2 separate regions of the Homo sapiens genome follow, and region 1 is linked to region 2. The links are chromatin contacts, found by Hi-C or POLR2A ChIA-PET in ENCODE. All regions are on one chromosome and are shown on one strand. Each heading gives the region's core, a stretch centred on a gene start or an enhancer-like site at or near the end of the contact. The rest is flanking DNA. Distances are from core to core; before and after follow the strand shown.

Evidence for each region. A loop is a pair of places that touch in the nucleus more often than their neighbours do. ChIA-PET counts read pairs that join two places held with the same protein, here RNA polymerase II (POLR2A). Pooled maps may share reads with other maps.
Region 1: a loop to region 2 is called in a pooled map, with 2.2 times the contacts of the local background. The contact joins two enhancer-like sites. A Hi-C loop is called at or near these places in 8 of 168 maps with a recorded cell type or tissue (Caco-2, aorta, dorsolateral prefrontal cortex and 3 more) and 4 of 50 pooled maps. POLR2A ChIA-PET finds 5 or more read pairs at or near these places in 4 of 52 experiments (GM12878, HEK293, Panc1 and 1 more).

The regions. Positions count from the first base shown.
Region 1 is chr15:36,964,702-36,969,911 of GRCh38, reverse strand. The region is part of intron 8 of MEIS2 (Meis homeobox 2); the gene reads left to right. Among named protein-coding and RNA genes, the nearest start is that of MIR8063, 5.6 kb to the left of the region's middle. Within about 2 kb of position 2,996, at least 2 of the 41 ENCODE cell types and tissues checked have a DNase peak (open chromatin) inside an H3K27ac peak, as active enhancers do.
Region 2 is chr15:36,900,515-36,906,360 of GRCh38, reverse strand. The region is part of intron 9 of MEIS2 (Meis homeobox 2); the gene reads left to right. Among named protein-coding and RNA genes, the nearest start is that of MIR8063, 69 kb to the left of the region's middle. Within about 2 kb of position 2,125, at least 2 of the 41 ENCODE cell types and tissues checked have a DNase peak (open chromatin) inside an H3K27ac peak, as active enhancers do.

The DNA of each region.
Region 1 (5,210 bases), core at 1,747-4,246, 63 kb before region 2:
GAAAAGAAAAAAAAAGCCAAAAAGACATTGTTCTCAAGTCTTAAGTTACGAGGAGCTGCAATTTACATTGTTTTTCATTATGGGAAGATCTTCAAAGATTGTAATTGTGAGTTTAATTTACTAACAAGGAGCAGACATGAGTCTTCTTGACTGAGAATGCAAACATACTAATTTAAAAGTAGATTTATATGTATTGTATTAGTGCTTCCTCCTGTGTACATATACTGGTTTGATCTTTGCCCTTTTACTTTTCATTAGTATTTGAAATTAGAAGTCAGAAAAGTTGATTCTTAATTTTCATATACACTACAGAGGATTTATCTGTAAATATTATTTATTTCAAATTTTCCTATGTATGTATAAGTTTGTTCTCATATAAACAATACCTTTAAATAACTAAAGAATTAAGATAGAATGTAAGAGCTCAGAAACATAGGAAGAGTGAGCCAAATAAGGAAAAAACACTTTCGTGTTTGAAGAAAAGGATGGACGAATAGGGAGGTGGAGAGAAGGAAGGAAGGAAGGTGTTCCAGATGGTTTTGAAATTTGTGCAGTAGAGGAGAAGATTCTCAAATGTCATGTGGTTTTCTGAAGAGACAAAAACAGGACTTTAATGTTGATGACAGAGTAGATAAACTGGAAGTGAGATAGTGAAATTCATTTTTATCTACATTTCCTCTCAATTCTCACCCTTTATGGGAGCTCTTTTTCTTCATCCTGAGAAAATTCAGATAATTAAATGCAGTTAAGAGTGCAAACTAAGAGAAGAAATACAACAATGTCCCATTAGGAAGGTTGTGGCTGATGAAGGCTTAAAATACTTGCTACCACTTAACAAGTAAAAATGACTGCAATGTCATAGAATATTCTTCAAATGTCTTTAACAAAAAATCCAAATAAACTAGAACTAAATGATGGCCGGTTTACGTTTCAAGATGAGAAAGCGAAGTGAGGAGGACTGGTTTTGATCTGCAGCAATCATCTCTTCAATAGATACTTTTTTACTGAGATCCTCAACTATACAGTTCTGAGCTAGGCACATGCAAATTAAAGAGTTGCGTGAAATATGGTTCATTTTATTGAGAACCTTACTCTTTACCCCCCAGTTTCTATAATGCAAGTACTATAATGTATATCTCTCCTAAATGAATAATATAAATGAAGTGTGACCCAGATATCAGCTGATTCCTTTGACTGCACAAGTGAATTGCTTTTAAACCAACATAGCCTTGATGCAAAATTCAGCCACTTCATCAGCTTCCTTAAGAAATCCAGTCATATCAAGGATTTTGTGAATTCTCTAGTTTTGCTGAAGACTTTTAGTGTCAAGGGGAAGTGTCACATCACATAGCACACGTATCACTTGAAAAACTCCCTTTATGCAATCTCTTCCCAGGCCTCGCCTCTTAACTTTAATCGCCTCTCCACCTCTTCTCCTAGGCAGCTCTCAACACAGCTTCTCAGCAATTCAGGCTGAGTAGCTTCCTGCTTTGACAAGAAACTTGCCTGCCATTAGAAACACAGGCCTGGGGGATTTATTTCAACCCCTATTTTTCAACCCACAGGCTTATCAAAGATCCTTTTCAATAGAGCTGATTCTTCCTACAAAGAAATTTCTAACCAGCATCTAAAGAAAATTTTCTCCGTATGATTTTTTTAGAAGCACAGAGAAAGAAAAAATCACTTCAAAGTAGTGATCAAGAAGCTGGATCTTGAAGAAATGTATATCAATCAGAATAGGATTTGTTACGCTGCTTCGACAAATAGCACCAAAAACCTCAGTGGCTTAACACAAAAGAGTTGTTTCTTGGGCACACAAAATCAGTGGTGAGTTCAGGCTATTCTCTGAGGCTGGCTGTCCTCCTTATACAAGCTCAGCATGTAAAGTTTCTTCCACTTTGTGACACCACACTCTTAACAAGTACCTCCATGATTGCAGCGGCAATAGAGAGGGCTAGGGGAGTTCATAGCAGCAAGTGAATTCTTCAGCCCCCAAAATAGCACACATACCCTTAATCACAGTCCTTTGTCTAGTGATCAGTTGCATGGTCATGCCCAATTCATGGGGAGGAGAGGTATAGAGGGACTGGGAAACACAGTGTATAGAAAAAGGGGAGGAGAGAAAGAATGGTGAGATTTTGAATATCTGCAAGATGGAAGGGGTTTTGGTGGCAATAATAGAGGAATAAAATAGAGAAGACAATGTGGTTTGGTTAGGATTTTATATTTGTGTTGCAGAGTAGTGGGATATAAATTTGGAAAGATAGTTTGGGATATTGTGAAAGGCCTTAGAGTGCAGGCCAAGAATCTGTTTTATTGGTGACATGGAGCTATACCGGTTTTGGGAAGTGTATGAATGATCCATTTGATGTCTTGTGTACTTGCTAGGTGGTGACTGCTGGGGCCAATTTGTAGTCAATTTAGAGACATGAAGATCAGTTAAAGACTTTCTTCCAAATCAGCTTAGTATAAGGAAAATACCTGCATTCTGGTGTTCTTGGGGAAAATGCAAAGGACACTGTCCTAATCCATCTTCCCTCTATGTGTGTCCCAGCTGAAGATTCTTTTTTGCATCCTATCTCACCTCATTCAATTAACATACCCTTTTAAAAAATCACTTTTAAGACCCACCAACAGGAAAATAAGATGCTGAATAACCACACATCACAAAATATTTATATTTACAAATACTAGTGATATCATGAGCGTTTAAAATGTGTTAGGATATCGCTATGTGAGGATGACAGGATTGATGTAGAAAACTCCCATTACATGACAGAGCAATGGAAACAAGGAATGATTCTGATTTATGACTGTATTTACCCAGTATGAATAAATAAATAGCTACTATTTATTATGTGCTTAATTACTATGTGCCAGACACCATGTTAGTACTTACATCCTTTAACATGACCCACAGGCCCAGGATGGTCTGGCACCAGCTACTTCTCCAGCCCCCATCCTTCCACTGAGCCCCTCTCACTCTGCAGTAGGGCTCTGGGCTCCTTGCCATCCTGCCTTCCTAGCTGGCTCTGACTACACTTGTCTATGATCAAATGTCACCTTCTCAAAATGCTCTCCCTGGCTACCCTACATAAAAGAGCAGCATCCCCAGTTATTTTCTATCTCTGTATAGTGCCTTGTTTGTCTTCATGAAGTTTGTTACCCCCAGAGAGATTCTGTATTTTTCATTTAGTACCTTCACTCCTTGCCAGAATATAAATTCCATGAGGTCAGAGATTTTTCTCTCCTGTAACAGTGCCTGGCACTCAATATCCATTTGGTCAATTAATACATGACTTATTTAAACCTCATAAGAACTCTATGAGGTAGGTACCATTAATTTTCCTATTTTATAAACGAAGAACTCAAGTCCTGGGGTGATTCAGTATCTCCTTCAAGGTTTTACAGTAAGTAATCTGCCAAGCCAAGATTAAAAGCCAGGACCGTCTGATTCCAAAGCCCCTACTTTTAGCCATAATACTCGTCTGGTGATGCGATACTAAGATCATGGTAATTAAAAGTTACTGTAAAATTATTCCTTGAGAATGTGTATGCTTGAGCCATTTCTCTGACATTAATATATATTTATTGAAAACATGATAAATATTTCTATATGTATGAGAAAGTGAACTTACTTCCCCCTTCTCCCCCTAAAAATGGTGTCTTGTGGAGCTAATAGATGGTGATCTCAAAGAGCGAATTTGCTCATATGGGCCAAATGTTTCCTCCTGCAGAGTGGGCTGCTTCCCAAAGAATTAGCCCTCCTCAAAATGAATTATTAACCCCAGCGTCCTGGCCAAATTCCCACTTGGATAGCCTAGGAACTGTTCAAAACTTGGAATCTATTGAAATTAGCCTGGCTTGATTGCAGTTTCTGCATTAATTGTGATATAATAGAGTTTCTCCAGAGATTTGAGCATATATTATTCTAATGTGTATAAGCTCACTTTGTCTCTTAATCTTTTTTAGTTTCTTCTTCCCCTCGTGAGATATAGCCTGAATTTCTTTATAAGTTTTTGTTTTTGTTTTAATTTCCCAGAATGAATGACAGTGAGCTCTTTTTTTCTTGGACTTGTCAAAGCTTTTTCTCACTTGAATGACTAGTTAGTCTCCTGGTCATTATCGCAGTGTGTTGCAGACATTAGCCACAGAAGTTTCTAGATCCCCAACTCTCTTGTGCAACTATAGCCTGGGCTAGGGAAAAGTTTGCTCCATGAAATTTTCCTAATTGTTTCTTTCAAGTTTCTTCAAGAAGCTTATGTTCTGGTGGGAGACATATAAATATTTTAAAGTTTAAATTAACTGACCTAATGGTGGAACTATTCAGGACTTCCATATTCATCCTACAGTTATTGGCTTTTAATTTCTTTAGGCAATTTTGTTAAATGTTATAGGCCACTTGTGTTGTCCATGAGCAGATATAGTATCACTTACATTCTGGAGGGACAGAGAGGTATGAGTTTAGTTAAATTACTAAATCTTACACAAAACTAAAATACCTTAGAAATTCATTGCCTTGCATTGTTTTGATGGCAACTGTAGACCTCATATAATTAATCACATCTTGCCAATATCACATAATTATTTTATCTGTAAGTTGACCTTGCTTGCCTTGAGTTGGTATAATCAAATCTTCAGTGTAATAGATTATATTAGAATGGGTAACATCACCAATGTTTTCATATCCAAAGTTTCTCCCTAATCTATATGAAGAATAAGAATGAAGATTTTGTTAAAAGACAAATAATTATTCCTAGGAAGTAGTTAGCCTCATGGATTTTCAACATAGGGAAAGAAATTGAGAACTCGAAGCTTAAGTTCTTGCATTTAATTCTGCCTGGATCACAAACAAGTAATAAGTCACAAATGCTTCCTGCGTTCGGTTCTTTACCTTTATCAAGTGAGATGAGACAATGGATATGAGCCATGTGCACTTAGAACTTCAGCAGCTAATATTAGAAAAATGCTTTGAAAATGACAGATGGAAAGAGCTATAAATGCAATTGCTAATGGATTTATGTGTTCTCTCTCCCTCCTTCCAACCTATTTCTGCCAGTATTTTCCAAAAAATTTCCCAGAGCTCCACCTGAAGTGTGACCTGATGACACCATAGCACATGTGTTTCCTGAGTTGGTTGAGTGTTTCCAAAATGTATCTACACTTTAAATTCAAATGTTTATCCACTAGGGTATTAAATTATGGAAAGT
Region 2 (5,846 bases), core at 876-3,375:
TTTGTTTCCCTCTTCTGCCTGGATTGGACAAGAACTTTCCATCTTCTCAGCTTCTAGATTCTCATCAGTTCAGTTCATCCTATACATAGCTCTTGGAAAGATCTTCCTCAAACACCATATTTTATCATTCTACCATTTAGGAATTTCAAGAATTCAATTTATCACTCAAGAACCTCTACCAGATTGCGTGTTAATCATAGCCATGTTTTCCAGATCGAAGCTGGGAGCCAGTCAGAGTTCAATTCCTTTATCCTCCCTTGCACAACATCGGCCCCGGTCTGGACTGGTGCTTTACAGCATGCCATTTCCTTGTTTTCTCTTCTTCCAACATTCCACGTTCTTTTAATCTGCTTCAGCTTTCTTCCTCCAAGAATTTGAAATTAATCTTTATCTTTAACTTCTTTAATTGACTTCATGACACTTATTTACTGACTATGGACTATTTTGACTTGTAATTATTTGTGTGTTCTCCAATTGTGATTTTCAGTTTGTTTCTGTGGGTGTGGAAAATAAAAATCTTTAAAGGCATAACTTGCATTTTCATATATATGGAGAAAGAAACTCATATAACTATATATGTATGTATTGATAATTTTATATATAACTTTGTCTTATATTCTGTCATTAAATTTGTCTTATGTGAAGTATAGAATATGGAAGATTTACCAATGTGTGACACATAGATAGATTACTATGGACCTTAAAAATTATTTGGTCTAATTTTTTTTAGGATTAAAACAGGATGAAAATAAGCCTTACATTATATCTGCTCCTTTATACCTAGCTTTACCTTCCGCCCTCTTCCCATGCCAAACCCAGTCTCTCATTGGGAAACACACACACATGCCCCTAGAGAAAGCATCTATGAATACAATTCTGTGAACGTGGAGGAGGTAGGTGATTAGTAACTTTTGACTGGCCAAAGGGTGATGTAGGTTAAAGCAAGAAATGAGGGTGAGAAAAATCTCTGTTCCCCTAGATAGAGGGGAAGGGAGCAAACACTAGAACATGGCATGATTGAGTATAATAGAAGTGAGAATGTTTAGCAACCATTCTTTTCTCCTTTGTTTCTGGCATTTCCACCCCTCCCCACCCCCCGACAAAATTCCTGTCTTTGATCTATGCAGTAATATGTCTAAATATCCTAGAATTGGTAACTCTGTCTGTATGTATGTGTGTATATGTGTCTGTGCGTGTCCTTATCACCCCTACTTCAGCAGCAGCACAGAAAACTGAGCCAGGTGTTAATGAATTCATCTCTGGCAAAGTTTATTGCTCTGTGTGTGTGTGTTTCCATGCATGTACATGTGCACACACACACACACAATACACATACATATACCTACATACATGTGGCTGATGACTTCTCACAGTGTATCTCAAAGCATTATTGCATGTCCCACTTGGTTGATAGGGCATCTCTAGCCTGACAGATTTATCTGTTGAGAACAGGATTATGCATTTGAAACCAGTTTAATTCTTAGCAAGACAATGCACATGTCTTATGTAGATTTTGTTGTTGGTTTTTTTCTCCTTCGTAAGTTACTCGGGGAAAGTCATGTCAATATAAATCAGTGGTAATGAAATCAACATTATAGCATCTTTGATAATGCATTTGCTAAAGCCTTTCTGGACGTTTACCCAGCTCTCAATGATTGATATTACAGGCAGTGGATAAACATTTTTGATGGATCTGTTTGCTCACAGATAAAAAAAAAAAAAGAAGAAAATGTAATCCTTTTATCTCTTTGATTCAAAGAGTGTAATGCCATTGGAAAGGAAGCAGTTCAAATGTGGTCATCATAGGTTGGTGGCACCAAAAATAGAAACTCACTTAGGGTAAAATTTGCTGTCAGAAAAAATGGAGCATTCTTTCTGAACTCAGGAGCGTGTGGTTCATGCGAGCTTCCTTGTAGATGGTTGCTACAATAAGGCTTCTTTCATACAGGTGTGTTTATGCCCCAGGCTTGCTGGCCACAGTCCATTCCATTTACAGAAGCTGAATTAAACAATAACTACTGCATTGCAAAAAATGGTGGGGGTGGGAGGAAGGGGAGGGGGAAAGGTGAGCGTCAAAGGAGATGCCTGAGAGCTTTGTTAGGGCCAAGAAAAACCCTGTTGCAGTTGTCAGAGCTTGTTGATGTTGCTGGGAACGGCACTTTTTTTTTCTCCTGGATTTTGTGGTTCTGCCTTAGGAAAGAAAGTAAAATAGAACGGAAGAACAAAGTCCTACTCTATAAATCAGCAGCTGCTCCTTGCCAGATCAAAGGAGTGACATTTTTGCTCCTGGACTACTTGTCCACTTGAGGGCTTGACAGGCAGCTAACAGCTGGCCTGCTAGACTGTATGGGAGAATCAGCCTACATCTTCTTCTGAGCAGATGACAAGCTAATCAGAGACATATCCATAGCACAGGGCATGTGAGTGCACCTTGATCTCTTCAAACATATCTAATACATAATTGCTAAACAGCTTGGTGCATTTTTGGCCAGTTAATGCTTAGGTGGTTTCCATTAAGAAGTAGGATAGAGAATTAATACTTCAATCAAAGGTGATCATGAAAGCTAAAAAGCTACTAGATTTGTTGGGATCTTTTCCTCTTACAGTAAAATGGCTAGGAACATAATGGGAGTTGGCTAAGAATGTGTGCAACTGATTGTGAAGTGACTGGTTGATTTGCAAAGCCAGGTCAGGCTACAGTGCTCAGATACAGAATAGGTAATTAGAAATCAGTAGTTTTGAAAATGATTGTGCCTGCTTTTTATGTTGATAGAGTTAAATAAACTTGTAGGTGTACCTTCTGTGTCTGCAAAAAGTTATTTTCAGAAGCACTGTAAGGTGTGTAGGTATCCAGATCTGGAATTTTAATGTCAGTAGTAAAAGTTTCAAAGTAATTCAGTTTCTAGTTGACTTCCATCTGCAATAAATCATGTACAGGATGAGGTAATATACTACAACTTATGTCTATTGACTTAGGATTTTATCTTTAAGAGGATAGATCCTAGATGTGAATAGCTAAGGAAGTTTGAGTGTTTTCTCCTCCCTTGCTTTCAAATAGCTTTGAAAGATCACTTTTATAGTGCATGATAAATAGCTACATATGAATAATCTGATGGCATTCTGTAAGAGTAACAGTGCTTCAAAATCGTAACCTGCTGGGATGTTTTGTTACATGCCATCAAGTGTGATTGTATTCATGGAATAGTGTTTACTGTTGCTCAATATTGTAAAGGAAATAAAAGATAATTCCCTATCTGAGGGGAAATTTCTCAAATATTTTAATTAAAAGGTCCCTACAGTTACCCATATAAACCTTAGTCAAATAAGATAACAAATTTTCTTGATCTCCTTTAAAAATTCTTTTATGTATAAAAATAATTATATTTATTAAAAACTCCAACAGTACAGAATTATTTGGAAAAAAAGATAGAAATCTACCATTCTCCTATCCATGCCTGAGAGATAGCCTCTGTTAACAGTCTTCACAAAAACATTTTACTGGCCCAGCTTTTCCTTTAAGAGGTACAGATGGAGTACAATAAATTAAATTATTATAAAGTGTTTATTGCCCAAGGCAAGTGAGTAAAAGGCTGTTTAGATCTAAGATACCTAAAGAGAAGAGTATGTGCATTTTTTTGCAGCTGAGATTCACAATTAAAACTTGATCTTTGCAAGTTTCTATTCTTAAGCAGAGCACTAGAATTTGATATGTGATCTAGAGCAAGGCTTCTCATACTTAAATGTACATAAATCCCTTGGAGATCTTTTAAAATGCAGAATCAGATTCAGTAGCACAGGAATGGGGACGGTAATGTATTTCTGCATCTCTAACAAGCTCAAGGTGATGTTGCTACTGGTCCATGGCACACATGTAAAGTAGCAAGGATCTAGAGAACCATACAGAGAGTGTGATTCCAAAAGAGCTCACTCCCCTATCCACCTCCCACCCCTGCAGGCAGATGCCTGCCCCAGTGTCTAAAATCTCCACCATAGCATTGTACATTTGGATTAAACTCCGATTTTTAGAAAGATCCGGCGATATGAACACACGCTACCTGTAGGAGTACAACACAGTTATTACCCTGTGGCCAATCCAGCATAGATTTGTTTAACAGCCACCCACCTATTCCTAATTACTATCTATGAGAGAACAGAGCTATTTAGGAGCATTGGATAGGTGCATTTTGACTGTAAGCTAACATTTAATGAGCTTGCTATGTGCCAGGCATTGTGCTAAGGATCTTGCATACAAAATCTCCCTCAATCCTCAAAACCACCCAGGCCCAGTTATTTCCTCAGTTTACAGATAGGAAACAGAGTGAAGCTTGGGAAGGTTAAGAAGAACTGTCCAAATTCACACAGCAAATAAAGGGCAGAGGACATGAGCCCATGCTCTTCACCGTATTGCTCTATGCATAAGTCTGGAGTATACAACAATAATGGAGAAGGGCATGCTCAAAGTAGAGTATTTTAGTAAAGAACCTCCAGGAGCCCTTGTAACTTTAGGGAAGAATTAGATGAAAGTAAGAATATTGAAAGAAGACAGTAGAAGGCCATCACTTACTTGATAATTTTGTCCAGGGCCTTTTATGTCAGCATGAACACTCCATTATTCAAGCCATATTCATAAAGGTACAAAATGTTGTGATTCCAGATTAACATCATGTTTTTATATTATAAATTTATTAGTATTTAGTTCATGTGTTTTTAAAGGTGTAGGCAAATCTAGTATTCTATCAAATTATAAATCAAACTATTGCTTAGGGAAATTCATTATGATCCATGAGTCTGTCCCTAAGTAACATATGAATCTCATTCATTTACCTTACTTTGCTCACGGTTGTCTGTGAGAAAGGAGCCATTGTCTGGTCACCAGTGGAAAACTTATGTCTGCGACATGACTCCATCATTTGCGTGCCCAAGTTCATCTTCAAAGGCATTAAGCTTGCCTTATTCACTGATTTAACCATTTTAATGTATCTTACTGAGAAAATCCTACTCTCAGCTGTAACCATAGCACAGAGAAATACTTGCTTTTTTTGTAAAGTAAGAAAACATGGAGAAATTTGATAAGTGACTTGCCAAGGCTGAAGTTTCATCATTTGAAACACCAGCCAGGAGCAAGTGCTGTGAATAAGCACTGTGGCTGATGGGTCCCAGGGCTGGGGACAGTAGGGAAGCAGGGCCTTTTCATGTTTTAACAGGTCCCCGGTCACTGAGCTACCTACGCCTTTCCCCAGTTGATCTGATCTCTCTTCAACGGTTCAGTCCCCTTCCCTGCGCAAAGCAATCCATGCAGAATCTTCAATTCCAGCTATTCTTGATTCCTCCTCAGAGTGTTCAGGGATGGCAGCTTTCCAGGTAACTCCATGGAGGCCTGCACTTTCTAACAAAAGGAATGCCTCCAAAAGGAGTTGGTTACCAGGTGTGGCATGAAGTTAGTGAACCAGAAAGAAGGGATTTATCCGCCATTTAAAAAGATTGGGGGGTGGAGAAAGAAAGGAATAAAGAAAAGAAACCAACAACAAACAGGAATGACACCTAAATCTACTTCTATCAATCTGAACCATACTTCGGAGTAAAAAGTCTTTAAAGAAAAATCATGATGGTCAGAGTTCAGTTGTAGAAAAGTATGCAAAGCTACCAAGTTTAGACTTTCTGAGGACAGGAGAGGTCTCTGGGAAATAGCTCTTCAGCAAGGCAGTAAGATGAGATTACAGTGATATTTGCTACCTTGGGTTTATTTGTTTTAATGTATTTTTTCATCTCTGAGTTGAGTCAGAAAGGCCTCGTGATTCTTGGAACATCATTGAATTTATTTCTATAATTAAGTTATTTTTAAACTA